Regions from separate parts of the Homo sapiens genome. Here region 1 is linked to region 2. Evidence: chromatin loops called from intact Hi-C (ENCODE). Cell type or tissue: GM12878. All regions are shown on one strand. Links, peaks and the distances in the headings refer to the core of each region. The heading gives the core; the rest is flanking DNA. Region 1 overlaps THRB (thyroid hormone receptor beta). Region 2 overlaps NKIRAS1 (NFKB inhibitor interacting Ras like 1).

Region 1 (16,253 bases), core at 8,785-11,284, 250 kb before region 2:
TAGATCATAAGCACTACGAAAGCATCAATCTCTTTTATTTTGCACTCCCTAAAGCGCACATCCATGTGACTGCAGGATACACCTGCAGGGAGAGCAGTATAGCTCATAACGACAGTGACGGTGTTCTGATGACAAATGCAACAGCTCCTTCCCTTTTATGTATGTTTATGTAACATAAGGCTGAAGGGCTGCTAGCCCACATTTTTAGAGCTATAACCTTGAATCCCATTCTGAATGGATTTTCAGGTAAAGAAATGACACTTGTTTTTCTCAAGGATTCAGGATATGACATAACTGTGGGTGCCTCTGCATGAGCCCAAAGCTATAAATTGCTTCTCACAGCAAAATCAGAGGCAACTATCACCCTTCTCTAGTGACTGTTTCTGCTCCCTCCCCTAATCTTCTGATGACTTTGCCTTCCTGCTTTCTAATTCATGCCGTCTTTTAAAACAGGAAATGATCTCATCAATACCAGGGTTCTACAACTCCAATGCCCCCAAGTATGCGAGAGAGAGAGAGAGAGAGAGAGAGAGAGAGGAAGAGCTGTCTTACAATGGCTGCTTAATTTAAATTTTTCAACAAAGACACATAATGCTTACATAATATATGATAAGAATACTTCTCACTTCCATGAAGAAATATGTTCTCAGGCCGGGAGCAGTGGCTCACGCCTATAATCCCAGCACCTTGGGAGGCCGAGGCAGGTAGACTACCTGAGATCAGGATTTCGAGACCAGCCTGGCCAACATGACAAAACCCCGTCTCTACTAAAAATAACAAATAATAGCTGGGCGTGGTGGCAGGCACCTGTAATCCCAGTGACTCAGGAGGCTGAGGCAGGAGAATCACTTGAACCCAGGAGGTGGAAGCTGCAGCGAGCCGAGATCGTGCCATTGCACTCCAGCCTGGTCAACAAGAGTGAAACTCGTCCCCCACCCTCCCCCCAAAAAAAAAAAAAGTTATCATTTTTCTCAAACTACTTTTGTTTTTCCACTCTTGATAAAGATAAAGAATTATGTGAAATATTTCTTTATTTATGAAAAGGCATAATGCAAGAACAAAAATAAATAGCAACTGATGCACACAATCAGGAGAGGTTCTGACTGTGGAGCCTAAAAAGGATGTCCGTTTCTTGGGAGGTAGGGCTACCTTTCTAGTTCAGTTGATCGTTACACTGTGAGAATTTGGGTTCAGTATTGCCAGTTCCTCCTGTTTTTCACATGAAGCAAGAATTCTGTATGTTTTATGAAATTTCCTAGTTTTAAAAATTTGCTACGATTTTTAAAAACACTCTGCAAGCCAAATGTTGTAGACTGCCAGAATGTGTGCCCTTTTGATTAACATTCCAACTCAAACGCATTATATCAACGTATTCCCTTTCTTAGTGGTTTGCATCTTCAAGTGTTTTCCCTCTAATTGTAGATTGAAAGGTTATGTCAGCTATTAAGGATCTGAATGTACAGGGACGGCAAAAGGAACATTTCACTAGGTACTTCTTATACATTAAACTATACTATGCCCAAACCTGGCCCTAAAAATTAAAAAATAGGCTGAGCACTGTGGCTCATGCCTGTAGTCCCAACACTCTGGGAGGCCAAGACGGGAGGCTGGTTTGAACCAGGAGCTCAAGACCAGCCTGGGAAACATAGCAAGACCCCATCTCTACGAAACAACTTCAAAATTAGCCAGGTGTGGTGACCATGCACCTGTAGTCCCAGCTACTCAGGAAGCTGAGCTGGGAGGACTGCTTGGGCCCAGGAGTTCAAGGCTCCAGTGAGCCATGGTCATGCCACTGCACTCCAGTCCGGGTGACAGAAGTGAGTCCCTGTCTCAAAAAATAAAAGTTAAAAAAAATTGTAATTTAAAAATATGTCTTAGTTTCAGGAATTCTTGAATCAGAAGAAATGATCCAAAACTCATGTTGTCCCTTTTTCTGCACTAAAGCCTCCGATGAGAATCCAGGGTCCTTTGGCCTCATATCCTCATCCCCTTTTCTAGATTGACACCTCTACTTGGTCCTCCTGCTCGCCCCTCCTCCGCCCACCAGTGCTTCAGTGTTCAAAGCCTGGCGAGCCATTGTCTGCTGTCCCCCAACACCAGGGCCCAGCCAGCCAGAGGGCAAAGTGTAAAGAAAGAGACTCCAAGACTCCAAGCAGGGGTAGGCAGGGTGGGAAAACAGTGGATGTTCTGAGGAAAGATTGTGAATTGTGTGAAGTGGGAGCCCCTGGGGCAGCTCTGCTAATAATTTGCAGAGGGCAATGGATGAAGGCCTCCAAAGTTAATGCTGTTTCAAGTTTGTACCAAGTGTCTTCCACACAGTACACCCATACATGCTGTTAAATAAACAAATGGATGAATGCATGGTTTAATTTAATATAGTGTCTATCACAGGGTTAAAGATTAACATGATATAAAGCTTGGTACCTAATGCCAAGAATTAAATATAAAAGGAATCAGGATTCGTATGTTGGGGAAAGGCTAAAGGATAACCCTTTCAAGGTTTTTAAGTTTGTCAAGAAATGACATAGGGAAGGTGCTGGTGGGGAAAACAAGCTTAAATCATCAGGTCTGAGCTGCAGGATGAACTGAGGAGGTTCAGTATAAAATCAGAAGAGTGACTAAGCATGCTAGTGACTTAGCTTCCTGAAGGGTGACAAAATACAGTCTCATCCTCTATCCCGTCCCAAGATCAGATACCTACTGGCTCTGAGTTGATAGCTCTACAAGATGAATCAGCAACATGGAACTTCTTCACTTCTCTGAGCTACCCAAAGTATTTCCCACTACCGCAAACCACAGCCCCTCCCTTAAGATGCCAGGACTGGTTCTGCTAGGCAAGTGGTCTTATACAGATGATAAGATTTGCCAGTTTGGAAAAGATCTCTGAACTCAGCTCTTCTCACATGCTGCTACTTCTGCTCTCCTAGGCAGCACCTTATATTTTAGATCTACTTTCAAGATTAATCTGCTTTATATTCTATTCCCTAAGGGCCATGTATCTGCCAAGGTGACAAGAGGAACCAGTGTTTCTCCTCCTAGGACCTGAGATGCTGTTATAATTCACTCAAAAGAATTAAACTAGCCAGCCTTCTGATCTTGCCCATAGGGAAGAAAGCATTGAATCTGTTTTCAACCAAGAAGGCAAGCTTACTACCTGTTGCATCCTTTGTAGTGCAAATGTACAAAACTTTCCCCTTCTACATGACAAGTCGCTCAGAGAATATTTTTTAAATAGCATTAACTGTAAGATATTCAAGATAATACTTAGCAATTAACCAGACATTGCCAAATGTCAACTGAAAAAATCTCAAGTCCTTTGTTGAACAGATGGAGTTTGCTTTTATAAAAATATGCTTGATAAAGTGGCAGCATAATGTATTAATCTGAAAAATAATACATCTGAGCAGACAAGAGCTGAGGGAAATATATCATTTTTGAACTATCATATATTGTCATGGACCTTAATTTTTTCTGGAGGGTTATTGACCAGGCTTCTTTAGCAGTCACCTGGGACAACTAGCAGATGCAGTTCCTGACATGAACAGTCGTAGCTTCCAGGATTGTGTCTGTAGTATTTGTTTCTAGGCAGAATCCAACGCTGACATTATGACACTCATCAGTGTCCACTCTTGGCAACAAAACTAATGATACATGTGCATTTTCCTTAGTTTGGCATACTGACCATTGTGTAACTCATTTGGTGAGTATGACAAAGGAAAATGATGGAGACACTAAAATACAACAGGAAATACAACAGCAAGAAATGGTTAAGTTCTCTAGGAGAATTGGTTAGTATGTAATGTTGTCAATCATGTTCAGTAACCTTAAGAGAATCCTCACCTACCTAGTCACTATGTGTGGGACATTATTCCCTGATGGAAGTTATTTAATGAAGAATAATGGACTTAGGCATAATGATTGATGTATCATTGCCTGTGGTGACTGTTTTGGATAAATAAGATGGTTCAGAGTTAATATGTTACAGAAAAGAAAGCAAGGGGTGGGGTGCACTAGTATGATCATGTAAGTAGCTGCCACCAACTTAAGTAGATGTTTCTGTAGAAGTTTTGATGATTTAACTAAAGTCATTTAATCACCTCCACCCATGAAGAAGATAGTCTAGGAGAAATAAGAGAGTAAAGCACACCACCTCTCAGCCTAGCAGTCAGTAAATGAAAGGAGTCCATTCCAGTCACTGATTGAATTATTGTTGGATTCCACAAGAACCTTAAACACCATCTACATAAATTGTTGAACTACAGGTAGGAATAAATCTTCAGTGTCTGGCTGCCAATGCCAAAAGATAAAGCCAGCAGGTCTCATGAGACAGGCTGGGGTAGTATGAGGTGAGAGGGAACTACCTGCATCTTCCCAACTCTGGTTAATGTTCTTGGACACCTTGTTTTGACCCCTCCCAAGTCATGTCCCACAAGTACAGCAGTGTTCAAGTGTATCACAATTGGTTCTCATACCTGAGATTAGACAGAAATGACTTGTACCTCTTTTTCCCTTATCTCTGCATTCCATACTTGATACTAAGAACTTGAAAGTCTTCATTCTGTTGGATTAATTGTGTATAACCTCGAGGTATAAGAGGTTCAGATGTAGCTTTTTTGACAGTATGGGTCTGTATATTCCATCTGCCTTTACCAGGAAGGTGCCTGTTTTCCTAATTGAGTTACTTTGTGGTTTAAAAGTTACTTTGTGTTTTATAAGTAGGTCTTTATATGCACACAAAAGCACATGAGCACACCTCCTTACCAACACTTGTGACTGTGTCATTTTTGTTAAAACCATACTAGTGAGTGTAAAGTGGTATCTCATTGTGGTTTTGATTTGCATTTCCCTGCAATGATGTTGAGCATCTTTTCATGTTCTTCCCTTCATTTTCACCTCTCTTTTTCTCATTGAAGAATGACCAAGGCTACAGAAACAGAACTCAGCTTATGAGTTTACAAAGGAAGAAACCATGTCTTACTCATTTTTGTATTTTCAGCACCTAGAACAATGCTAAGCACATGTAGATGCTAAATAAATGTTTTCTGAATTCATAGATAAATGACTGAATGAACGCGCAAAGCATTCTAGTTCCCTTTTTTCTCTGCCCAGATCCTTCCCAGAATTCCCTTTTTAAAAATGACTGACAAGAGTTTTGAAACCCTTGCAGTGAACTCAACAGATGAATCATGGTTTGCATGATGCAAAAGTAAACTAAGAAAAGCTGTGATATTTAAAAATATAATCCTGTACATTACTAAACCTCACTTTCAAGTCAATTATCTGCCTCCCAAGAAGGAACATTTTTCTAAATTAAAGTTGGAGCAACATAATTTCTAAGAAATTATGAAAAGGATTTATTTCATTCTGTTTCCTTAATGGCTTTTTTTCTGAAAAGCAAGACTTCAGTGACCTAGTTTAATAAAAGGTCTATGAAATGTCACGGTAAGATACACAGTAAGGCATCAGTCATTTCAACCTAGCTAATCTTTATTGGAACAAAGAAGACTTTGCTGAACTGAGTCAAAAAACTTCATAAGGACCATGATAGGGAGAAAGGATTGTTTCTCAGCCTCTTCCTTCTTCACATCCCAACCAATCCTGCCTCATTTTGATTGTTTGGTCTTATGTGAAGCTGTGTGATTCTATATATCACATAATTTATCAATGGTAAACCATTGATAGAGGGGAGAATGAACCTGCCCTCCTGAATCAGCATCTTGTGTCTGGGCATCCTCTCCACAGGAAGCTGAAGGAGCAAAGACAGGAGGGAAACAGGAGGCTTCTGCTTTTGTGCTTTTTAGCTTCCTGAGTCAAGGAATTTAAACTAATAAACTCATTGTCCACTAAAAAAGAGAGTTATCATAGTTGGATTTTCCTTTTTTCTTAATAAACAAAACCTCTGTCATTTCACACTATCCAGTGTTGTTGGATTGCATATCATAATATCACAAGTTTACCTAACTTTTTTAGGTGGCAAAATTCATTCTACTTAAAGTCAACTCTCCATTTTTAGAAAAAGACCAGCATATTACACTGGAGGGCTAGAAATTAAGAGACTGGGGTTTTAGTCCTGCCTGTAATTTCCAGTGAGACCCTGAGGAAGGCCAAACCTCTGCAGGCCTGTTTCTTCACCTTACAAGGACTTCGTCATCTCCCGGGACCTTTCCAGCTATAAAGTTTTCTGAATTCATTGCATGGTACTGTGATTCCAAAGTGGATCAAATCTTGTGAAAACAGGTTTTGAAATAAGCCTTGTTAAATAGATTGTGTTATCTAGAACTCACAGTGCTCAAATCCTGGCCTCTCTGCTTGAGTCACTGGCTCTACAGCCTTCCTGCCATTCCCACCTGCACAGCAAGTGATCACAGCTATCTTTCTTTCTTTCTTTCTTTCTTTCTTTCTTTCTTTTTTTTTTTTTGGCAGAATTTCGCTCTTGTCGCCCAGGCTGGAGTGCAGTGGCACAATCTCAGCTCACTGCAACCTCTGCCTCCTGGGTTCAAGTGATTATCTTGCCTCAGCCTCCTGAGTAGCTGGGATTACAGGTGCCTGTCACCATGCCCGGCTAATTATTTGTATTTTTAGTAGAGAGAGGGTTTTGCCATGTTGGCCAGGCTGGTCTTGAACTCCTGACCCCAGGTGATCCACCTGCCTGGGCCTCCCAAAGTGCTGGGATTATAGGTGTGAGCTATTTCTAAGGCATTCTGAAATCCTGGGCCTATGTTAACTCTATGAGTATAAAATTCTTACCGTTTGGTTTCACTAAGTCTTTACTGTTGTTACCTCTTCCTGGCAAGCCAATTTTGTCTCTGGCCTAGCAACCTTAGCTATAGTGTCTCTTTGACGTTAACATATTATTTTTTAATATTCCTTCTTTTATTTCCTTCACAGGGTACATCCCCAGTTACTTAGACAAGGACGAGCTCTGTGTAGTGTGTGGTGACAAAGCCACCGGGTATCACTACCGCTGTATCACGTGTGAAGGCTGCAAGGTAATTGCCCTGGGTCCACAAGCACAGAGCTTAGCCCAGCTCCAGTCCCCTCCCAGTCCTCTTCCAGAATGCAATGTTAAGTTTAAATTCAAATTAAAATCAAATTCTAACATCCATGGTCTGTGATCATCCAGGTGTCTGGTTGTGCTCTTCATTTTTGACATGTTCAAGAACTGAATTTTTTTCCCAAATCATAAATAACTAAATGAGTGTAATGTCTGGTTTCTTTACTTCTGCAAGTGTTTTTAAAACAGGAAGAGAATCAATAAAATAAAAAGAAATTAATAAAACTCTTACTTTGGGTTTAAAAAGCATAGGTCCTTTTTAACATGTTGTCATCCCGAGAAATGACTGTTTCTCTTCTTGTTTTATCTACAGTGTTGGAGGAGACAGAGTTTACTCTACCACAGGCTGTTTTCTGCTGTTAGTCTGAGTGAATATGCTCATTTTCAAGGGTTCCAATAGGGAATATCTTTGAGGCTACTTAGATTCAGTTATGTTCTGAAATTATCCAAGTTGGCTTTTCGCACAGCCTGCAGTGACTAAGTAGATTCTGGTCATCCATCGGCTAATTTTGTGCTGTACAGTCCTATCTGCAGGAAATACTTGACAAGAATATACCAGTGATCAGTCCATTCACTTCCTGAAACTGAACCTAAATTGGCCTACTTACAAGACTTCATCAACAAAATTCAGATAAGGTTTCTGGAAAATATCTTTTGGTCCAACAATCTAGCCTTGAAAATGAAATCTACCATAAAGGAAAAAGCTTGACCCAGTGCTGTATTTCGTGTCTGTTCAGCTAATGTTTCATAAATAAAGAAGTATTTAAAGTCAGGGAAGGACTTTTAAAATTGTTTACTTGTTAAATACCTTGTCTTTTTTACCTCTTATATTTAAAACTAAATTATCAAGATGTAAACCCTAAAGCAAAAATTGTATTAAATGTATAAAACATTTCACCTTCCCTCCTCTCTCATCCACCTTACCTCTTTTTCTCTTCTTCCGCTTCTCCAACTGCCCCGCTTTGTTCATACCCTTGCTCGTAAAGCCCCCAAATCAACATGTTAGCTCAGTTTCAAATTAAGGTGTTTTCCTTTTCCCTAGTGGAAGATTTTCCATGCAAATTCCCTATGTTTTTGTACGTGACATTAGGAAACATTTAGGAGAAGGCTGCTAAAAATGTTGAGATAATACATCCATTGGAAAGGGGTAATTTCTAAGGTTGCAAGACTTGCTTTTTGGAATGTGGTGTAACATGTTCTTATTTATCCAGACCCCTTTGATCTGGAATTCGTAGTCCTTTAACAAAGACTGGGCTAAAGGTTGCCATTACATCTATGAAAATAATGTCTTAGGGAATTTAATGAATCTAATTACAAGTAAGTTCTGGCTATTTATTAATTAGAGACTTGCAGACAGTCTCTTGAAAGTAGTTTTATTGGCTTGATTTGAAAGTAATAAAACTACATAACTTTAGGTACCTACTCTCATTCCAAAAGTTCGATAATTCAAACTAGACTTTTCTCTAAATTAGTCCCAATTCATAAGGCTTTCCCTACCTTAGTTGCAGCACTGAGATTCTTCTAAATCGGCGCATAATGGGAAATTTCGAATTCTGGGAGAGAGATCCTGATTCCATTTAATATGGAATTCAATTTAATACTTAATTCCCCAAAATGACTCTAAAGAGTGAATGTGCCTTACAGAGGACAATACGTTATTAGTGACTGACTTAAACAAAGAGAGAATTGAGCCTATTAACCTATATCCCTGCCTCACATATGTCTTCAGGATGATCAAGAAATCAACTAGCCTGTTTTCCCTAGATCACAGGATGTTTGGAGCCTGGATCAGCTGAGGTTTTCTTAAAAGAAGAAATCGTGTAGCAAAATCTAGATTTTTTTTCAGATTCTGTGACTTTGTCTCAGGTCAGAATCCTGTTTCTAGGGTTGCCTTCATTGTAAAATCAGAGAAGAGCCTTCCCAGGGTACTTGTGCGGATCACTTAATATAATGACAAAGCATCTTGGAAAAAGACAAACGAGTTTTTCAAGTGAAACACGGTTTTTAAGAGTGGTGAAAGATGAAAGGGTTAATTGTTTCCTATATCGTTTATTCAAACCTGTAATTTAAAAATATTTCTACCCCATACTTGCAATGTGTATGGAGAGAATCCTTTTTGCCAGTTTTCACCCTGAGAAGAGTGAAATCTTTTGGAGATGTCATGTCTGTTGTGATATCCAAGTTTTTACACATCTTTTGTAGAAAGGATATTGATACTGTCCCACAGCAAACTATTTTTAGAGAAAGAATCAAAGCTTTTCAACAGCTGCCTGAATAGTGAACTAGAAGAGTGAGTTATCTCCTTTTCACATTGATCAGTGAATCATCTCAAAGTACTAAAAAATGGATACAGTTCTTCTCAGAATACAAAGAAACATGTCTGATATTGATTTATAAAAGCAAGACCTCTTCTTACCAACAAATCATCAATGAAATATATGTCCTTATTTATTGCCCAGGGCATCTCTTTTGTCAGCTCATCTCTAAAAGGATTTTTTTAAAATAAGTAGACTGTTTTAAATGTCTTCAAGTCCACTTCCAAGAGTTAATTTCTGTTACTTTTTAAAATGAAGTGGTTCCTTATCATACATCAAAATATGCTTTAATTATAGCTTAAGAAAGGCCAACATTTTAAGAAGAAAATCAAGAAAAAACAAAAAAAAGAAAGGCCAACATCTTTAAAAGGATTTGGTCCATGAAGTGCCCAAGACAAGTCATCAGAGATAGGCCACAGAAAAGATGGCATAGTGTATAGTAGAGCTAGCTATCTCAACTCTTTTGTGGAAATAAGCAAAGTATAAATTATTTCATTCATCCCAATAAAAAGTGAACAGAGTGACTTTTTGGAGTGTCTGGTGTGTCACACCTCATTCTCTGCTTAGCGTGGTCTTACTGGTCAATGTACTCCTTGCCCTAAACCCACCCCTGAACATGAGTCAGCATCAGAGTATGAGGGAGACAAGGGTCTCCCCAACTTCAGATAGACTAACAATCTTCCTATCCTAGTAAGCCGTCAGCATTCTTACTGGATGTCTTGGACTTTGGTATTTCTACCTCTAGGAAATTATTGTTTCCTCCAGAAGGAGGCGTGCTACCCTACCCCTCCCCTCCCTGTCTGTGACATACATCTTCTTGCCAGGAATCTCTGGGTTTCTTTAGTTCTCCTTTGCCCTCCTTGGTCAGAGGGTAGCAGAGAGAAAAGCTAGGTTTGCAGGGAAACTTGTTTTTCACTCTCATGGCATGCTCTGACATTCATGCTTTGGCAAGATTTGCCCACCCTGCACACCCAGGAAATCATTGCCAACATCTCCAACAACTGCCCTGCGTGTGAATGAGTGAATCTTGTAACAGTGTATGAACATCACTGAAATTAATGGACTCAAGTGCTTAGGAACACAGAACCCAAATATAATATTGACAGTTTTCTGTTAGAACTTGAACAATGGAAATGATAAGGGATTTGCATATACGCCCCAAAATCAAGTCTGTTAGTCTCAGTTATTCCTGATGTTTTTCTATTTTATTCTGCTTTGCCCAATATAAAATCCTACCTCGGGCATTTTCATAATAAGAAAGAGCTTTTGTGTCTGAAGGAGGAATATGCAATAGGGTATACGTATATAATCAAAGCCAAAGAACATTAACCGGGATCATAAAAATTTGGGCTGAATCTAGATCAACTGATATTTCCCACCATTTATCTAGCAAAGTTAGAGGACCCCTTTAGGCCTTAGCAGAAGACATCCATCAAAACTTGTTTTGCCACCAGGAACAGTGGCTCATGCCTGTAATCCCAGCACTTTGGGAGGCGGAGGCAGACGGATCACTTGAGGCCAGGTGTTGGAGACCAGCCTGGCCAATATGGCAAAAACGCATCTCTACTAAAAATACAAAAATTAGCCAGGCGTGGTGGCTCACGCCTATAATCCCAGCACTTTGGGAGGCCAAGGAGGACGGATCACTGAAGGCCAGGAGTTCGAGACCAGCCTGGCCAACATGGCAAAACCCCGTCTCTACTAAAAATACAAAAATTAGCCAGGTGTGGTAGCACACGCCTGTAATCCCAGCTACTCTGGATGCTAAGATATGAGAATCACTTGCACCCTGGAGGTGGAGGTTGTAGTGAGCCAAGATCGCACCACTGCACCCCAGCCTAGGTGACAGAGCGAGACTCTGTCTCAAAAAAAATTTTTTTTAATTTCTTACATTTTAAAACACTCATTTTGCCTTGTTATCCTACCAACAGTTAAAATGAACTTTTTAAGTGGCTGGGGCAGGACTGTTTATAATCTGTTGATCTAAAACATTCAAGTAATACAGTAAAATTTACTTCATTATACATCATATAAGCAGTTAAGCAAGTAAGATGTGGAGTGCCGCTCCTGGGTTGCAAGGGAGGTGGGGGTCATTGCTGGGTGGTTTCCATCCTACCTGAAGTTCCCACATGTACTTACCATGTGATTTGGGCAAGCGATTTAACCTGTCTGAGGTTTACTTTTTTAATCCCTACCATGGAAATATTTAGAGCACCTCCTTTACATGATTGTAGGGAAGATAGAAGGATATTGAATGTTTCTACAGCACTTAGCAATGTGCCCTCACAATAAGTGCTCACTGCTGTTATTAACTTCTACAATACAGATGACAGTTGCCTCAACTTGAGGATCACGTCCAGAAAAATTCTAGTATTGCACATTCTTGAGAATATTACCTAAGTCACCCAAACCTAGAACTAAACAGTGTCCCCAGATGCTACAGAGGTGCTCTCTCATGCCTTAAGAAAGGAAGAATCATTGAACCTGTAGGTGTATGTCTACAGATACCAAAGAAAGAGTGTTATAAAAGGAAAACCTCAATGCAATGAGCTATGGGGAAAAACTTGGTAGAAAACCTGGAGCGTTCTACTCCCTGAGTCCTATTGTTTGAAAGGCTAAGTGAGCTGATCATGGCTGTCTCAAGATTCAAAAACAAGTATTAAACTAAATCCAGGAAGCCAGCTAGTACATCTGTTTAATTACTAAATTATTAGATTTTTAATTAATAAAGTATTGCAAGTATCCATGTCTTTTCATTTTTTTCACTTTCTTCTTGGTCTTGGAGCTCTCTTATTACTCAGTATAAAGTAGCAAAACTCCTCATAGCTTAATTTAGCAACACAATTATGTCAGTATATGAAATAGAACAGTATAATTTACTTATATATTCAATATTTAGAAAAAATAAAAACAAGCGCTAGATGTTCCTACTAGCCTCTTTTCCTTGAATAAAGACCAAAAAAAAAGGTGTTGACTCTGTAGTCCTATGGCATCATCAGCTCAGATTTAGAACTCTCTAGATCCTTCTGGGCCAACTGTCTTATATTTGAATATGTGGAGCTAGAGGCCTAGAAACAGGTTAAGGTCCAAAACGATTCATCTCATAGTTATATGGACACAAAATTCCAGAATCACTGATTTCAAGAAAATATGAAACTGTTGTCTTGGGTCTTTGTTTTTCATATAGGGTTTCTTTAGAAGAACCATTCAGAAAAATCTCCATCCATCCTATTCCTGTAAATATGAAGGAAAATGTGTCATAGACAAAGTCACGCGAAATCAGTGCCAGGAATGTCGCTTTAAGAAATGCATCTATGTTGGCATGGCAACAGATTGTAAGTAGATCTTCACTTGCTTCATATTCAAGGAATGTTGATTAGGAAACAGTTTGGTTCAAGGAGATCGACTGGGCAGAAAAGAAGGCAGGAACCCAAGAAGACAGAGAAGGGAATACCTTACTTTCGCATACACCCCTCACTCCCCACATCCAGGCTTGCCCTGAAAGGGAGGTGGGAGCCATTGCTGGGTGGGTTCCATCCTACCCTGTCATACCACCTCCTAACTGTCAAAGTATGGATGATGGAGGAGGAAATGCAGTTAAATTATCCCTATCACATTTGCAGGCCTAGTTGTTAGCAACACTCTGTTTGAGACAGAGATTACAAATGAGAGGTCTGGTCCATTTACCTTGATAAGGTATCATTCTATACACAGTGTTCACATGGGGTAGAGCCTCAGGGACTAGTCCTAATATTTTTTCAAGAGCAAAGACAGGAATTTATTTTATGGACATTTTTGGAGATGGGGCGCTGGCAGAAAACATCGTGTTCAGAAATTTCTGAAGAATGCAAAGTTGAGTGCTATTGCATGAGTCATCCTGCAGTTGGTTGTTTGTTATATTTTTAGCAATAAAGACATTCCGAGCTGAAGTCGTCCTACCCAGTTTTCAAAGTGCTACAGCATATGGTGGCGAGATTAGCCCTTGGGGTCTCTTCTCCCCACACTGTGCGAGGGATTTACACCAGTCACTTTAATTAATCTAATCATAAAAATAAGAATCATGTCATTCAGAATGTGTGGCCTCCCTTTTGCCAGGCATCAGTATTAATGATTCTACTGGCATAAATTTTTTGCACATCAGTGAGAGATTCCAACTATTAGTTAAAAATTAAAAAGAAAAAGAAAGATAAAAAATGAAGAAAGAAAAAAGAAAATACAGTGAGGATTTTTCCTGATGAAAGAAGTAATCATGACTCACATTTTATGTGAGAAATAGAGTTCTTTCACTGAGAAAAAAAAATCTGTGAAATGTTCTGGTTTGCCCATTAAAGAAGAAGGAATGGAGAATCTTTAAAAAGGAAGAGGGTTATGTTAGAGTGTTAGGCTGGAAATCCTGGGTTAATCCCCACCTCTGGCTGAGTATTTTCTTTATCTTTATCTCTTAAAGGCCTTTAGCCCTTGCCAACAATATGCCTGATAGGGATATGTGAATATGATTGACTTACAGCCAAATACTTAGATATGCCACTATGACAAACTTATTATTGATTATCTATTTCAGTGTTCTATTGAGAAGTTTAAGATACTAGTGTCTATGAGGTTTAAAAACTCAGTGTTAATCTAGACTGTATGGAAATAAATTTTGAGTGCCCTTTACTTGCTTGTGAGGGATTCTAAGAGCTCAGGCTTTCTAATCAGAAAAACTTCTGTTCGAGTCCCAGATCTGTCACTTACTAGCTGTGTGACCTTTGGAATTAAGCTGAGATTTTCCTTCTGTGAAATCATTGCCTACCTTGTAGAGTTGTTTTCAAGATTAAATTAGATAATGTTCATCAAATACAACAGTCCCTGGCACACCGGAAGCATTTGGGAAGGGGTTGAGGGTATTATTACCATTCCTCCTTTCCCTTTAGTAACTGAACCAAAATGACTTAACAGGGCTCATTCATATTTTCCTCATTTGTAAGCGCTCACATGACTTTGACAATCCAATCAAATCTAAATGGTCTGGAATTTAATATTCTCTTTAAATTAGAATATTTAAATGGGAGACTAGCTAGGCACCTTGGTTCTCCTTCTCTTGCTATGTCTGCTTTTTTTCTTTTCCTACCAGGTCACACCTTCATCAAGAAATGGCCCTAGGACAGTGATGTCGTAGAACTGGAGTCAGGAGTCCTGGGTCTTGCCTTGGCTCTGCCATTAACTTGCTCTGTGACTTTAGGCAAGTCACGACCTCTCTGGATCAATTTCTTCTTCTTTCTGTGAAAAGACAGAGTAGGACTAGATGACGTCTAAGTTCCCTTCCAGTTCTAAAATACTATGACTCTGCAATGTAAAACCTGAGCCTTTCCATTCCATTGATAGTTACCAAGTCTAGTGAAACGGTTTTGGTTTTGGAAATTGACCACAGAAATATAGGTTTCTTGTTACCTGCCCTTCTGATTTTCCTTTCACCCAAATGATAGAAGTCAGGACTGCATTTACTGAGCACTTATAATGCATTATCACATTGAATACTCTGTGAAGTGGGTATTATTGAGCCCATTTTGTATAGGAAGAAATGAAAGCTCAGAGAACCTAAGGAACTTGCCAGAGGTCACACAGCTAGAATGTAATAATATCAGAATTCAAACCCAAGTCTTTCTAGATTCCAAAGCCTGGACTCTTTAACCACCCTTGAGGGTGGACCAGGTAGAGAATAATGTACAGTGAGTACCTTGAGGCCCAGGTGAGGCCCAGCCACATTCCAATTAGCCCTTAAGGGAGCCATGAAGAGTTGGGGTCCTTTTTCCTCTTAAAAAAAGGGATCACGAGCCTCCCACTTACTGCTCCATAACGTTTCTTTTTTTAATTCCATAACGTTTCTTTAACCTGAAGTTCTCTTTACTAAGAGCCGTTTTAGGGGAAGCGGGGAGGACAGAAACCCAGAGAGTGAATTCGGATGACTGGCTGGACAGATTTCTCTGTGATCTTGTGGGTAGTATGGATTTTACCTCTCTGCTTCACTCTGTTTTAGAACCACCTTCTGTGGAGTTGGAGTGCGCAGTGTCTAGGTTCTCTGGGGACTTTGTTTTGAAAAGCTGGCCGGTCATGGGGAGTTTGGCTCTAGAGACCATGTTGGACAAGACTAGTCAATGGCAGTTTGCTGGTGAGGAGAGAAACTGTCCCAGTGTGACCCACCCCGAAGGACCCAGTAAGCCATCTGTGCATCAGTGGTCCCACTCCTGAGGCTCCAGGAAGTGCAGCTTGCTGTGTATCTTGGGAGCATCTGTGTGCCTTGTCTCATCTTTCTCCCCCTCCCAGTGGTGCTGGATGACAGCAAGAGGCTGGCCAAGAGGAAGCTGATAGAGGAGAACCGGGAGAAAAGACGGCGGGAAGAGCTGCAGAAGTCCATCGGGCACAAGCCAGAGCCCACAGACGAGGAATGGGAGCTCATCAAAACTGTCACCGAAGCCCATGTGGCGACCAACGCCCAAGGCAGCCACTGGAAGCAAAAACGGAAATTCCTGGTAAGGCTTCCTTGCACAGATCAGTTTCACTTATATGCCAGTGTTTTCTACCTCAATTTATTCAGTCCTCATCACCTTGGGATACTGGTGTTATTGCCTCATTTTACTGATAGGGAAACCGTAGCTCTGAGAGGCTGAGTAACTTGCAAAGCTAGGATTTGAGTCTAGGTCTGTGTGAGAATAAAGGCCACTCCTACCATCTACTTTGTGATTTGCTGAATTCTAAAACAGTTTCTTAGGCCACATTATATCAGTTTGCTTTTACTGTTAGAAAGACCACTCCCAGACCAACTAATTAGTAAAATGTTTTGTCTGCCATCTTTTACTTTCTATACCCATTTCTTTCCTTAGATGCCCAGTATATACATATTTAGT
Region 2 (15,945 bases), core at 12,283-14,782:
CTGCTAAATTAAAATCTCATTGATTGATCCTGCATTTTAAATGGATCTTTTTACCCAAGCAGAGTTTTTTAGCATCGTGAATTGGTCATTTTGGAAATTTTGGTTCGCTAAGGAAGTCTTCCATATCACTTTTGTTAATATCTGATGAAATACCAATTTCATCAGTATTGGGAATCTGTCAAGTTCATGATGATGGATACAATTCTGATTTTTGCCTGAAAGCTCAAATTTTATTGACAACAAATACTGTTACCATAGTTACTTTCCTTGAAATGATAGGCTTCCTTTATTACTTTTTGAGAAAATGTTTGTCAAATATTGTAAATACATAGTTTTTCTGTCATTTCTTCTTTTTAAAAATGATGGCTAGTTCAGCTTGCAATTTAAAACACACAAGAGATTTTCCTCAAGACAGTTACCATAATTGCATGCAGAAATGCTTTATGTATAGTTTCCATTTAATTCCATAGAATATTGAAAAGATATATACTCAAGGCTTGAGATTTAATAAAATTAGTCATTTTTATTGCTTCATTAAGGACATTCTTAAGTAAAACTGGCTTTTTAATTTTTTAACTGCAAGCACAGGATGGTGAAGAGAGGATCTAATGGCAACTATACGTTTAGTGCCACTGACTCGATTTGCACTAAGGTACCGGCAGTTTTACCCACCACTGCTTTTGCAACATCAGTACAAATATCAACACAGTGGAAAATGCAAATGGCTTTGGTAGTAGTATGAATATAGTTTTGCCCATGTGGGTCCCCTGAAAGGAGACCTCATGAGATCTGCAGACCACAGTTGGAGAGCTGCTGGCATATATAAATACAGTACAATTGACCCTTCAACAGTGCACGGGTTAGGGGTGCCAACACCGCCCCCCCATCAGTTGACAACCAAATTTTTGTCCCCCCAGAAACTTAACTACTCATAGCTTACTGTTGACCAGAAGCCTTAAACCTGATAACATAAACAGTTAATTGCCATGTCTTATATGTTGTGTGTATTATATACTGTACTCTTACAATAAAGTAAGCTAGAGATAAGAAAATGTTATTAAAATCATAAGGAAGAAGCCGGGTGTGGTGGCTCACGCCTGTAATCCCAGCACTTTGGGAGGCCGAGGCAGGCGGATCACTTGAAGTCAGGAGTTCAAGACCAGCATGGCCAACATGGCGAAACCCCATCTCTACTAAAAATATAAAAATTAGCTGGGCATGGTGGCACGTGCCTGTAATCTCAGCTATCTAGGAGGCTGAGTCATGAGAATCTCTTGAACCCGGGAGGCAGAGTTTATCGTGAGCCAAGATCACGCCACTGCACTCCAGCCTGGGCAACAGAGCGAGACTGTATCAAAACAAAACAAAACAAAACAAAAACCTGCTTTAAAAAATAAAGGTTATTTTAAAATGTATAAGAGGTTACCATTATTTAAATTTGAAAAGAAGAATGTAAGTGAAAAATAGCCACTGCAAAGGATATAAGACACTCTCTTTGATGATAATGCCTATAAAATAAAATCTGTGTCTCCCAGACTGGAGTATAGTGATGCCATCTCACCTCACTGCAGCCTCCACCTCCTGGGTTCAAGTGATTCTCCATCTCAAAAAAAAAAAAAAAATCATAAGGAAGAAAAAATATATTTACTATTTATTAACTGGAAGTGGTTCATCGTAAAGGTCTTCATCCTCATTGTTTTTATGTGGAGTAGACTGAGGAGAAGGAGGAGGGATTGGTCTTGCTGTGTCAGGTGGCAGAGGAGAAAGAAAATCTACATGTAAGACATGTGAAGTTCAAATCTGTGTTGTTTAAGGGTCAGTGGTATTCTCAGCAGAGCAGTATAGTATACTGTGATTCTTTTTTTTGTTTTGTTTTCATGGAAGCCAACATGTATTTGTCATTTCTTTAGTTTTGTTTATACCTTTTGCTAGTTCTTTCCACATAGTCCAGATGTTTCTCAGTTCTGCATGAGGTCAGCTCCATCAGATAATCTATTTTTTTTCTTGGCTGTGTCCTTTCAGGAGCTCTGTGTCCTCTTATCTACTGTGCCACCATCATCATGGAACTTCCCCTTTGTTTCTCCCTTTGGTTTTTTTTTTTTTTTTTTTTGAGACGGAGTCTCGCTCTGTCACCCAGGGTGGAGTGCAGTGGCACGATCTCGGCTCACTGCAACCTCCACCTCCTAGGTTCAAGTGATTCTCCTGCCTCAGCCTCCCAAGTAGCTGGGATTACGGTCATGCGCCATCATGCCTGGCTAATTTTTGTGTTTTTAGTAGAGACAGGGTTTCACCATGTTGCTCCAGCTGGTCTTGAACTCCTGGCCTCAAGCAATCTGCCTGCCTCAGCCTCCCAAAATGTTGGGATTATAGGCATGAGCCACTGCACCCGGCCTCTCCCTGGTTTTGATTTCCTGTTTCCTAGATCTCTTGTCTTCTTTTCTTCTTTTGGCTTATACCTTTTTTTTTTTTTTTTGGAGCACATTTTCCAGTACTTTTCTGGGGTTGAAAAGGTTGTACAGTAGAACAGAACATCCAGTGATGATGGCCTTCAACATGCCCTCTACCTGGGACGTAGTCGTGACCCTGGGGCTTCCGAATTGAGATATTTACTAATTGTGCTTGTGATTTCCTTTACTTCATATCTGTGTTAGGTTCTGTTTCTTCCTGTTTCTATGATTACATATTAGTTTTTATGGAGGGTCTCCTCAAATAGTTTTCTGAGAAAATATACGTGATACATTTTCTGAGGCTTTGCATGTTTGAAACTGTCTTTATTTTACACTAACATTTGAATTGTAATTTTGATGGGTATGGAACTCTAGGTCAAAAATAATATACTTTCGGAATTTTGAAAGCATTGCATATATGGTTTAATAATTATAAGACAAACCTTCACATAATCTCCACATGGATCAAAAAGTACAACATTGAGGACAGGCCAGTGGCTCCCTGTGTTCCTCTGTCCAGTTGCAACTCATTCCTTCCCTTGACTTTTGGTTAATCATTCTTTTTATTTTTAATTGCCACATATGTGTGTCACTAAATGGTCTAGTTTATTTTTTGCCCTATGGATTTTCTATGAATTAAATTAATCCATGTCTGGCTTCTTTTACTCAACATTATATTTGTAAGACACATCAGGCCAGGCATGGTGGCTCACCACTGGAATCCCAGCACTTTGGGAGGCCGAGGTGGGAAGATCACTTGAGCCCCAGAGTTTGAGATCAGCCTGGGCAACATCAGGAGACCCCATCTCTATTTAGAAAAAAAAATAAAAGATTCATCCATTTTGCCGTAGCTGTGGTTGTTTACTTTTCATTGATGTAACATTCTATTGCATGAAACTACCTCTGTCTGTTAGGTCTTCATGAACATTTGGGTTATTTTCCAGTTTGGAGCTATTGGAAATAATGCTACTCTGGAACATTATTGTACATGTATCCTGGCTATTATGTGATAAATTCTGGTATACATATCTAGAAATTGCTGATTCATAGAAGGTGTGTCTCTTTAACTTTATCAGCTTCTATTGTCTTCTTGCTTCTAGTGCTACTTTTGAGAATCTGGGAACCATTATGATTCTTGATGCTTTGTCTGTGGAAACTTTTTTAGGCTCTCTTCTTTGTTCTTAGTTGCTGTGGTTTGAAGGATAGTGTCTCCTCCAAAATTCATGTTGAAACTTAATCTCCAATGTAACAGTATTAAGCACTGTGGCCTATAAGAGGTGATTAAATCATGAGGGCTCCACCCTTCACCTTCATGAGGACTAATCCCTCATGAAAGATTAGCATCCTTATAAAAGGGCTTGAGGTTGAAGGGAGTGCTCTCTTGCCCTTCTGTCTCTCCCACCATGTGAGGACACAGCATTTGACCCCTCCCAAGGATGCAGCAACAAGGCTCCATCTTGCAGTAGGGACTGTGCCATAACAACACACCAGACCTACTGGCACCTTGATCTTGGACTTCCCAGCCTCCAGAACTGTGAGAAAGAAATTTTCTATTTATAAATTACCCAGTCTGTGGTATTTTGTTATAGAAGCACAAATGGACTAAGACACCAGTGTTCTGAAATTTCAGTGATGCGTCATAGAATTGATCTTTTCTTTTCTTTCTTTTTCTTTTTTTACTCGGGTTGGAGTGCAGTGGCACGATCTCAGCTCACTGCAGCCTCCGCATCCTGAGTTCAGGCAATTCTCCCACTTCAGCCTCCCAAGTAGCTGCAATTACAGGTGCGCACCACCGTGCCCAGCTAATTTTTGTATTTTTAGTAGAGATGGGGTTTCACCATGTTGGCTAGGCTGGTCTTGAACTCCTGACCTCAGGTGATCCGCCCACCTTGGCCTCCCAAAGTGCTGGTATTACAGGTGTGAGCCCCCGAGCCTGGCCAGTCTGTTTTCATTTACTGTATTGGACACTTAGAGGGCCCCTTCTATATGGAAATGCATGTTCTTCAGTTTTGAATTATTTTGTTATTGCTTTCTTTCCTCTGTGTTCTCTGTCCTTGTTTTCTGGAACTCTCTTTTTGGATGCTGGACCTTCTGGACTAGTCCTTGAATTTTCTTATTGCCCCTTTCCTGTTTATCATCTCTCAATATTTTTGTACCACTTTTTGGTAGATATTCTTATCTTTATTTTCCAGCCCTTCTATTGAGTTTTTGTTAGTATCCTGTTCTTATTTCATGGATGTACTATCTTATTTTTTTGATAGATTAGGTAGTTTTTTGTTTGTTTGTTTTTGTTTTCTTTTCTTTGTATAGTTGGTTTCTCTGTAGCGGTCTCTTCTTGTTGGTCTCTATTTTCTTCAGGTGTCTGCTAAACCTTGGTTATCTGTTCATAATTAAAAATGGACCCCTAGGCCCAGTGCAGTGGCTCATGCCTGTAATCCTAGCACTTTGGGAGGCAGAAGCAGGCAGATTGCTTGAGCTCAGGAGTTCAAGACCAGCCTGGGCAACATGGTGAAACCCCATCTATACAAAAAAATACAAGAATTAGTGGGGCTTGGTGGTATGTACCTGTAGTCCCAGCTACTTGAAGGGCTGAGGTGGGAGGATCGCTTGAGCCCAGGAGGTTGAGGCTGCAATGAGCTGAGATTGTCCCACTGAACTTCAGCCCAGATGACAAAGTGAGACCCTGTCTCAAAAATAAATAAATACAACTTAAAAAGCCAATTGGAAGCTCTAAGCATATGGATAGGGTTCATGACTTAGAGCTTCACTAAAGTGATCTGGCAGGGGCATTTATTGGGGAAACCTAGATGTCAGTATATTTAGGATTTTTTCCTTTTCCGTTGGCCAGATTCTCCAGATTCCCCTGGATGGGGATAAAGAGCTGGCTGCCAGTGTTTTGGGAGCAGAAAGGGAAAGCCGGAGGACTTCAACATTCAGTATGTGTGTGTGCGCAGGCATGTCACTTAATTGCCCTGTTTTCATGGTGGAACTCATTCCCTTTATCCCACAGTCTAGACAGCCTCTATTTTATACTCCCCAGAGATTGCACCCTTAAGCCTTCCCCTGGTGTGCGAGATGGGTAGTTGCCCAGCAGCGTGGAGTGGGAGAGGAAATCTAGAGAACTAGTGGAAGACTCTTGACTTCATTTGATCTTTAGAGTACCAAAATATCAAAAGGTCTAAACTTTAGACCCCCTTTTGGAGAGGCAGGTGGAGGTGGGCTAACCGGACTGGCTTTTGGTGGATAAAAAAATCACATGACAAAATGCTTGGTAGTTTTTGCTTTTAAATTAATTTGTAATCAAAGCCCAATACGTTTGTGTCTTAATAGATAACCTTTAATTTCCTTAGGGCTTAATTTATGACAGGATGACACAGACAGGTATATACATAATCAGATTTATGAATAATTTTACCTTTCTAAACACTGAATACATTCCTTATGAGTTATGTTGATGAAAGTAAATTTTTGGTTTCTCAATGATCCAATCTATGTATTACCATGTGATTATTCCTTTTAATCTAATACTTGTGGAGATTTTATGTAATCTAATACTTAACGGACATTTCATGTAAGGCATCTGGAACAAATCATTCTACAGTATTTAGGTTGTTTAGGAAAACTGTAACTAGTTTAAAAAAAACTATAACATAGTATGATTGGGGGGGGTATAGGATGTTATCCATGTGATTTTACCTCTGGATGTATCTCACATTCATTTATTTTTATTTTTTTATTATTATTTTTTGAGACGGAGTCTTGCTCTGTCATCCAAGCTGGAGTGCAGTGGCATGATCTCGGCTCACTGCAACCTCTGCCTCCCAGGTTCAAGCAATTCTCCCTGCCTCAACCTCCTGAGTAGCTGGGATAACAGGTGCCCGCCACCACACCCAGCGAATTTTTGTATTTTTAGTTGAGATGGGGTTTGGCCATGTTGGCCAGGCTGTTCTTGAACTCCTGACCTCAGGTGATCTGCCCACCTAGGCCTCCCAAAGTGCTGGGATTATAGGCGTGAGCCACCGTGCCTGGCCTCATATTTAAATATGGAGGTGGTTACTGGGACTATACCTTACCTGTCTTATCACATGTCTCTCCACTACTTATTAAAATTAAGAATGTTAATCTTCTCCCTTTAATTCCTTTATCAGTAAGGGCTTATTGAATATTTGCTGTGTACACAGAATGGTTCCTTTCACTTAATAAACTTAGAGACTAGTTGAAGAGATAAAACTTGCACAAATGAAACAAAGTGGTAAAATGCATTTTTAAAAGATCATAAACAAGAAGGGGATTTTTATTTTTATGCAGAAGAAATATTTTTTAAAAGAATTTTGTTTACGCCAGGTGCAGTGCCTCACACCCGTAATCCCAGCACTTTAGAGGCCAAAGTGGGTAGATTGCTTGAGCCCAGGAGTTCGAGACCAGCCTGGGCCACGTGGTGAAACCCTGTCTCTACAAAAAGTACAAGAATTCACTGGGCATGATGGCACCTGTAGTCCCAGCTGGGAGGGACTACTTGGGAGGCTGAGGTGGGAGGATCCCTTGAGCCCAGGTGGCGGAGGTTGTAGTGAGCTGAGATCGAGCCACTGCACTTCAGCCTGGGCAACAGAACAGGACCCTGTTTCAAAAAAAAAAAAAAAAAGTAAAATAGAAATGTGATTATTATATGTGGTAAATAAGAAACCTAGAAAGCCAATTTCTAAAGGACAAGAAAATACGGAGCAGTTGACACTGACTTAGCCAAAAAGAGTAATTTGTTTTCTTAATCCCAGGAATGGAAGATTGCGAAACAATGGAAGATGTATACATGGCTTCAGTAGAAACAGACCGAGGAGTAAAAGAACAGTTACATCTTTATGACACCAGAGGTCTACAGGAAGGCGTGGAGCTGCCAAAGCATTATTTTTCATTTGCTGATGGCTTCGTTCTTGTGTACAGTGTGAATAACCTTGAATCCTTTCAAAGAGTGGAGCTTCTGAAGAAAGAAATCGATAAGTTCAAAGACAAAAAAGAGGCAAGTGGATATGTTAAAAATGCCAAATGTGAATTATAATACCATTTAAATTATAGCACAGACTTTTGGGTAGTTTATTTTCAGATCATTACAGTATATTCTTAGTATCTGTAAAACCTTTACAATTTTTTTCTTTTCTTTTTCTTTTTCTTTTTTTTTTTTTTTTGAGACGGAGTCTCGCTCTGTCTCCCAGGCAAGAGTTGAAAGTGCAATGATGCGATCTTGGCTCACTGCAACCTCCGCCTCCCGGGTACAAGCGATTCTCCTGCCTCAGCCTCCCAAGTAGCTGGGAATACAGGAGTGTGCCACTATGCCCGGCTAATTTTTATATTTTTAGTGGAGACAGGGTATTACCGCGTTGGCCAGGCTGGTCTTGAACTCCTAACCTCAAGTGCTTTGCCGGCCTTGGCCTCCCAAAGTGCTGGGATTACACGTGTGAGCCGCTCTGCCTGGCCTAGAATTTTTTTCTTAACCCAAGAAATACAGGTCTGACTGAATTTAGTTAGGACCAGAATTTGACTTTCTGCCTTTTGCTTGTTACCATCTACAAGTTGAATTTTAATGACTTCTTATCTCAAGTACTACATAATTCATTTTATGTTCTTTGGTATTGCTGTTTCCTTGGGTTTTTGTTTTTGTTTTTTTTGAGACTGAGTCTCTCTCTTTCACCCAGGCTGGAGTGCAGTGGCACGATCTTGGCTCACTGCAACCTCCAACTCCCAGGTTCAAGGGATTCTGCTGCCTCAGCCTCCTGAGTAGCTGGGACTACAGGCGTGTGCTACCAGGCCCAGTAATTTTTTGTATTTTTAGTAGAAACAGGGTTTCACCGTGTTAGCCAGGATGGTCTCGATCTCCTGACTTTGTGATCCGCCTGCTTCGGCCTCCCAAAGTGCTGAGATTACAGGCATGAGCCACCATGCCTGCCCTCCTTGGGCTTTTTATTATCTCCTTGGGTACATAGGATTCTTGTCTTCAGGCTTACCAAAAAAAGAAACCTAATAATTATTGGATTCTACCCATATACCACTTAAACATAAGATTCATATGCCTTACAGTGGTCTGTAAAGATTTAGATTACCTGGCCCATGCCTGTCCTTTTCATCTCATCTTTATTATCTGCCTGTCTCTCACTATACTCCAGTGACACCAGTCTACTTTCTGTTTTTTCAACATGATAGTTTTGTTTTCCTATTAAGCTTTCTCAATTGCTTGTTTCCCTGTCTGGAACTCTCTTATCTCAAATCTTTCTCCAGATCTTCACGTGGCGGACTCTTCATTGTCTAGGAAACCAGATAATATACTGATTAACAGTACTGGCTAGATGGTAGAAAAAAAACAAAAAACAAAACAAACAGCAACAACAAAAAGTACTGGCTAGATGTTCTTAACTTAGATTTTTGCATATTTTTTGTTAAGCTTTTTATTTTGAGACAATTATAGAGTCACATGCAGTTTTAAGAAGTAACAGAGAGAGATCCCTTACCCAGTTTGCCCCAGTGGTACCATCTTCAAAACTCTAGTACATCATAACCACCGTATTTGTGTTGATTCAGTCAAGACACAGAACGTTTCCATCACCACAAAGATCCTTCATGTTACTCTTTTATAGCTGCCCCACTTCCCTCCCATCTTCACCCCCACCTTAACCCTTGGTAACCACTCATCTGATCTCCATTTTTATAATTGTGTCATTTCAAGATTGTTATATAAATCAGTGGTCCCCAGTCTTTTTGGCACCAGGGACCGGTTTTGTGGATGACAATTTTTCCACAGATGGAGATGGGGTGGTTTGGGGATGAAGCTGTTCCACCTCAGATCATCAGGCATTAGATTCTCAAAAAGAGCATGCAACCTAGATCCCTCACATGTGCAGTTCACAATTTGATTCTCCAGCTCCTGTGAGAACCTCATGCCACTGATGTGACAGGAGGCGGAGCTCAGGTGGTAATGCTTGCTTGCTCCCTGCTCACCTCCTGTTGTGTGGCCCGGTTCCTAACAGGCCCTGGACTGGTACCAGCGCATGACCTAGGGGTTGGGGACCCCTGATATAAAAGAAATCATACAGGCCAGGTGCAGTGATTCACACCTGTAATCCCAGCATTTTGGGAGGCCGAGGTGGGCAGATCACGAGGTCAGGAGTTCGAGTCCAGCTTGACCAACATGGTGGAACCCCGTCTCTACTAAAAAAATACAAAAATTAGCCTGGCGTGGTAGCACACGCCTGTAATCCCAGCTACTCAGGAGGCCGAGGCAGGAGAATCGCTTGAAACCCGGGAGGCAGAGGTTGCAGTGAGCTGAGATCATGCCATTGCACTCCAGCCTGGGTGACAGAGCAAGACTCTGTCTCGGAAAAAAAAAAAAAAAATCATACAATATGTAATCTTTTGGGATTGGCTTTTTTTACTCACATATCCTCTGGAGATTCATCCAAGTCACTGCATGGATCAGTAGTTCATTTCTTTTTCTTGGTGAGTAGTATTCCATGGTACGTACCAAACTCTTTTTAACCATTTATCTGTTGTAGGACATCTGGGTTATTGATATTTTATTTAGAATACTAATTTACTTTATGAATAGATAACATATTCACAAGGTTTTGAAAAGATGTAAGAAGTCATGAAAGCTCCTCTCCCCCGTATTTCCCATCTTTCCCACCGAAACAGGCAAATGCTGTAATTATTTACTTGGGTATCCTCCAGAGACCCCTCTCTGCCCCACAAAAGTTGAAAGGTCAATGAACACTCACGTACTAGATACTTAAATCTTGGCTTTGCTTCTCAGCTTTTCTGCTTCAGTTTCCTTATCTGTAAAAGGAGAATAATAGTAACTTCCTCATATGCTTCTTCAATCCCCATAATCGTATTAATTCCGTGAATGCTTATTTAGCAACTACTATGTGCCAGGCATTGTTCTAGGTACAGGGAATGTGGTAGAGAACAAAACAGTCCATATCCCAATAAAGCTTCTATTTTGGGAGTGAGAGAGACAGTAAATAAATATATTTAATACATTACAATGAGTGATGCTATGTGGAAAAGCAGAATGGGGAATGAGGGTGCTATTTTCTGTAGGGTGACTTTAGCAGATATTTGAAGGAGGTAAGGAGGGAGGGAACAAAGCTGATGTCTGGAAGGAAGAGTGCTCCAGGTGGAGGGAATAGCTAGTACCGAGGATCTGAGGTCGGAATTTGCTTGCCATGTTCAGGAATCGGCAGTGAAGCCAGAGTGGGCTAGGAGGTGTGTTGTAGGTGATGGGGGCACTTTGCCTTTCACTTTTAGTGAGATCAGAAAGCACTGGTTTGGGGCAAAGGAATGACATGATATGGCTTAAGTTGCATTTATTTATTTTCATGTTTGGTTTTAAAAAATTGAATAAGTAATGTTTGCACATGGTTCAAAAATGACAATCATATGTAAAAAGGACTGTGTTCAGTCTGGTTCCCACAGCTGTCCTCAACCACCAAGATCCTGTACATTAAGCATGCTTTTTAAAATATTTTACCCCTTTATTAGTTTTGGGGCAGTCATCCAGAGTTTCTTTATATAAATGCAAGCAAATAGGAGTATACATTAAAAATATTTTTCCTCCTTTTTTTTTTTCCCTATTTCAGACAGGGTCTTGCTCTGTTGCCCAGACTTGAGAGCTATGGCATGATTGCAGCCTAAAACTCCCAGGCTCCAGTGACCTCCTGCCTCAGTCTCCTGAGTAGCTGGGACTACAGGAGTACATCACCATGCTTGCCTAATTTTTATTTTTATTTTTTTGCAAAGACAAGGTCTTGCTCTGTTGCCCAGGCTGGTCTCCCAACTCCTGGCTTCAAGTGATCCTCCTGCCTCGGCCTCCCAAAGTGCTGGGATTATGAGTGTGAGCCACCGTGTGCCTAGCCTTTTTTCCCTTTCTCACACCAGGTGGCATACTATCCTGTACCTTCTGTTTTTCATGTAACATATCTTGGAGTTGTTTCCATATCAGTACCCAGATTTTTTTTTTTTTTAATTGTAGAGACAGGTGTTGTTATGTTGTTCAGGCTAGTCTTGAACTCCTGGTCTCAAACAGTCCTCCTTCCTCAGCCTCCCACACTGTTGGGATTACAGGTGTGAGCCACCACACCCATCCACCCACCCCTGTTTTTTTTTCTTGGTAACTAATGTATAATATTCATCCTGTGGCTATAGATGTATCATCCTTGTTTTTTTTGAGATGGAGTCTTGCTATTGCCCACGCTAGAGTGCAGTGGCATGATCTCAGCCCACAGCAACCTCCGCCTCCCAGGTTCAAGCGATTTTCCTGCCTCAGCCTCCCGAGTAGCTGGGATTACAGGCGTTCACCACCACACCTGGCTAATTTTTGTATTTTTAGACGACAGGGTTTCACCATGTTGGACAGGCTGGTCTCAAACTACTGACCTCAGGTGATCCACCCACCTGGGCCTCCCAAAGTGCTGGGATTACAGGCATTAGCCACCATGCCCGGCCGTTTGTTTTATTTAGATAAGATTGTGTTTGTATGCTAATGGGAGAAAATTGATGATGAGGGGACTAAGTGCTGGAGTGACACCCTTGTCCGGGTGAAGGAGGATGGGTTTTAAGGCAGAGCAAATGGGCTTGGAAGATGGTAGGTTGTTAGATGTGGTGGCGGAAGAATGTGGAAGTTTTTTTTTTTTTTTTTTTTTTGAGATGGAGTCTTGCTCCATCTCCCAGGCTGGAGTGCAGTGGCATGATCTCGGCTCACTGCAAGCTCTGCCTCTCGGGTTCATGCCATTCTCCTGCCTCAGCCTCCCAAGTAGCTGGGACTACAGGCGCCCGCCACCATGCCCGGCTATTTTTTTTGTATTTTTAGTAGAGATAGGGTTTCACCGTGTTAGCCAGGATGGTCTCAATCTCCTGACCTCATGATCCACCCACCTCCACCTCCCAAAGTACGGGATTACAGGTGTGAGTCACCGTGCCTGGCTGAAATTCTCTTCTAATTGCGTATCTTACTGAAACAATATGGTCATCAGGTGAAAGGAAAGTGGGGAAGGAAGAGGAGATACTGGAACTTGTAGAAGGGCACCAAAGGTATGCGATATCTCATTACAGAGTAAATGGAGAAAATGTAATACATTTGCCGGAGAACATCAGTTCATTTGAGATCAGTGGTATGATCTGGGCCAGCAGGGTTGTATGTTTTTCTCCAGCCATATTCAGCTAAATGGTGTAGGCACAGAGTCTGGTTAATAGTTAAATTTAACAAGGGAGGGGTTTTGCCGGGTGAATATGGTGGGATAATGGGGGCAAGGGAGTGAATAAAAATAATCTAAGCTGGGTAGGGAGGAATTAAGGACATGAGTGGGGTGGAAGGACAATGATAAAGGTAGTAGAGCCAGTAGGTTGTACGTCCTTGTGGTGTTTGGAATTCTTGCAATGGGGGCATTAGGCATGACTGGGAAGGCAGGAGTCAGAGTGGGATGCCTGGAACTGAGATCATAGAGAGCAGTTACAATGTCAAGGTCTAGGCTGGATGTGGTAGTTCACGCCTGTAATCCCAGCACTTTGCGGAGCTGAGGCAGGAGGATTGCTTGAAGCAAGGAGTTTGAGACCAGCTCCAGCAATAAAGTAAGACCCCATCTCTAAAAATTAAAAAAATAGCTGGGCAGGCTGAGGAGGAGGATCACGATCGCTTGAGCCCAGAAGATCAAGGCTGCAACCAGCTATGATCAAGCCATTGCACTCCATCCTGGGTGACACAGAGAGACCCTGTCTCTTTAAAAAAAACAAACAAAACAAGGTCTAGGATATGACCACGGGAGTGGTGAATGGCTGAGGTAAGGATGATGAGACCATTGGAGAAGTCAAAGAATAAGAGACCAGGTTACTGGAAGCAGCATCTACGTGGCCAGTGAAATCACTAAGAATTATGACCAGAGTAACGGCGAGAGCAGGTTGACCATGAGTCAGCTCTGTGATGAGGAGCAGTTGGGGGGCCGGCCTGGGATTAGTAGGTACAACAGACTGATAGCATCAGCTTTCTGCAGGGGTTTTAGAGAAGGACACCATTGGAGGTAGCACTGAGGGACAAGGAGGACATCTTACCCCAACCTTGTGGTAGTGGTAGGAGGGGAGTGATAGAGGAAGCAGGACTGCAAGGCAACTAGGAAAGGTGAAGGAACATTCAAAGCAGAGGTGGAGGACGCAGAGGTGGAGGATGCAGTGGGGGTTAGTCTTGCTGAATTCTAAGGGGTAAAGTGAACGAGTTTCTGCAGTTGGGAGGAGAGGGAGATGGAGGTCACAGTAGGGGGAGATACATGAAGATGAAACCCTGGGTGATGAAGAATGACAGGAGGGCTTGAAAGATGAGATAGAGTATGTGATTCCCCTAGAAAACTGGAGCTCTGGCCCACTTTCATCCTGCCAGCAAGGCATGGCCTTACTGGAGCACAGGGAGCTCAAGCTCAATGTACAGACAGGAAGGAAGACAGTAGTGGTTCCAAGATCTGATGAGTTCACTGCTGCTCCTCAGAGAGGCCTTTGACAGTTCTTGCTGCCCATTGTCTACTGTCACATCGTCTTGTGTAATCTTTACGGGCACTATCTGAAAATCTGGTTTGGGGTCTCTTCTCCTCCCCGAGCTTTGACTGCTGTATTCTGTCACGCGCAGTGTCTGGTGTATAGTAAGCATTCGTGTAAAATGTTCCTATTGGCACATACTTTTTTTGTTTTTGGCCCATACATTTAACAGACACTTAGCAGTCACCTTTTTAGTATTGTGAATAATGTGAACACAACAATTCCTGTTCTCATGGATACAGAACTCCCACAGCTCCAGCTGTCTTGTTTTGAAGTACTATGTTGCAAATCTCTCATACATCAAGTGTAGCCAAACTGAAATGCAGACTCATTGAAACCAGTCTGTATCCTAGATGCCAATTTCCCAAGTCCATCTTCCATTCATACCTGAGCTAATTTTTTTTTTTTTACAGTTAGCAAACTACAGAGCATCTGCATTTTTTTTTTTTTTTTTTTTTTTTGAGATGGAGTCTTGCACAGTCACCCAGGCTGGAGTGCAGTGGCGCCATCTCGGCTTACTGCACCCTCTCTGCCTCCCGGGTTCCAGCGATTCTCCTGCCGCAGCCTCCCAAGTACAGGCGCACACCACTACGCCTGGCTAATTTTTTTATTTTCAGTAGAGATGGGGTTTCACCGTGTTGGCCAGGGTGGTCTTGAACTCCTGACCTCAAGAGATCCACGAGCCTCGGCCTCCCAAAGTGCTGGGAATATAGGCATGAGCCAGCACGCCCGGCCGAGCATCTCCATTTTTAACAAAAATGCATTAAGGAGTAAGGTGAAATCCTAATATCCAGTCACACTTGAGAATCAGTTTAATGAAGCAGGTTTGTTAAGTGGAACAATTTTCCTTATGTCTCCATTTTGCCCAGGAACTGATGTTGGCAAAGTACTAGTATGATCTTTTCAATCCGTTTTCTTTCAGGTAGCAATTGTGGTATTAGGAAACAAAATCGACCTTTCTGAGCAGAGACAAGTGGACGCTGAAGTGGCACAGCAGTGGGCAAAAAGTGAGAAAGTAAGACTGTGGGAGGTGACTGTTACAGATCGGAAAACTCTGATTGAACCATTCACTTTATTAGCCAGTAAACTTTCTCAACCCCAGAGCAAATCAAGCTTTCCTTTGCCTGGGAGGAAAAACAAAGGGAACTCTAATTCTGAGAACTAAAAATCAGTAATTTCCACAATTGTATGTTGAATAGTGATTGCCTTTAAGTGTCTGTGAACATGGAGTAATATTACTATTTAAAATAGGCCATTTGTATCTACCTTTGGTCCTTAGGAAAATTCCTAAGGAAGTCAATTAATGCACTTTAGATGTTAAAAGTATTTGGGCTAAGGTTATTATTGCCTGATATGAAATAATATATTCTTATTCTCATTGTTTGAAACCTGTCTTTGAAATTAGCACCTTTGTTATTTATGTTGTACTTGTGAAAACAGTAAAATAGTTTGGATAGTTATGCAAATGCACCTATGTGTAACTTCCCCCCAACCCCAAGCTGTTTCGGAAGATATCATAATCATTCTGTGTAACATTATGCAAACTTCTAAGCCCAAACATGACTTTGTTTTTAAAAAGTTCATTAATCTAATGTCTAGGATTATAAAACATTTTTTTGTGTCTAAATTGGACCCAAAACATTGAACAGTTTGGGGTAGTAAGCTAAATTTCATCTTGTGGAGATTTTGCTAAACAGACTAAGACCCATGATTTAGCTTTGCTCAAATTAGAATGTTTAGCATGAGTTGAGGTACCAGGTAGTGTTAAGTAGGTTCATCACGCTCTAAGGCCGTTTTTTCCTTAGCCAGACCCCTGTTGATAGACCAGATACTTGAGGGCAAACTGTTTGCTCCTCCTCTTGAAAATGATTAGGCACTTAAGGACAGTAAAGCTGTATTTTCTGGAAGGAAGACTGTATCTTCTGGAATAGTTTTC

What was found. Hi-C counts contacts between places; a loop is a spot of excess contacts. Peaks named below come from ENCODE experiments on the same cell type or tissue, not always from the same donor. Only the 100,000 strongest peaks of a DNase experiment are listed, where the experiment ranks them.
Region 1: it touches region 2 in a loop (2.6-fold over the local background); 3 of 110 quality-filtered maps call a loop at or near these places.

Annotation. Positions count from the first base shown.
Region 1 is chr3:24,143,126-24,159,378 of GRCh38, reverse strand. It overlaps THRB (thyroid hormone receptor beta), which reads left to right. Exons shown (of 11, transcript NM_001354712.2): 6 at 6,889-6,989; 7 at 12,557-12,704; 8 at 15,673-15,878. It overlaps THRB-AS2 (THRB antisense RNA 2), which reads right to left and starts at 8,055. Exons shown (of 4, transcript NR_121667.1): 1 at 7,979-8,055. RefSeq lists a silencer at 6,165-6,365 and an enhancer at 15,234-16,253. In GM12878, for the core only: a CTCF peak has its summit at 10,132; no DNase peak of the experiment used is centred there.
Region 2 is chr3:23,892,324-23,908,268 of GRCh38, reverse strand. NKIRAS1 (NFKB inhibitor interacting Ras like 1) reads left to right here. Exons shown (of 5, transcript NM_020345.4): 4 at 7,220-7,461; 5 at 14,932-15,945. The coding sequence ends at 15,174. Among named protein-coding and RNA genes, the nearest start is that of NKIRAS1, 17 kb to the left of the region's middle. In GM12878, for the core only: no CTCF peak of the experiment used is centred there; no DNase peak of the experiment used is centred there.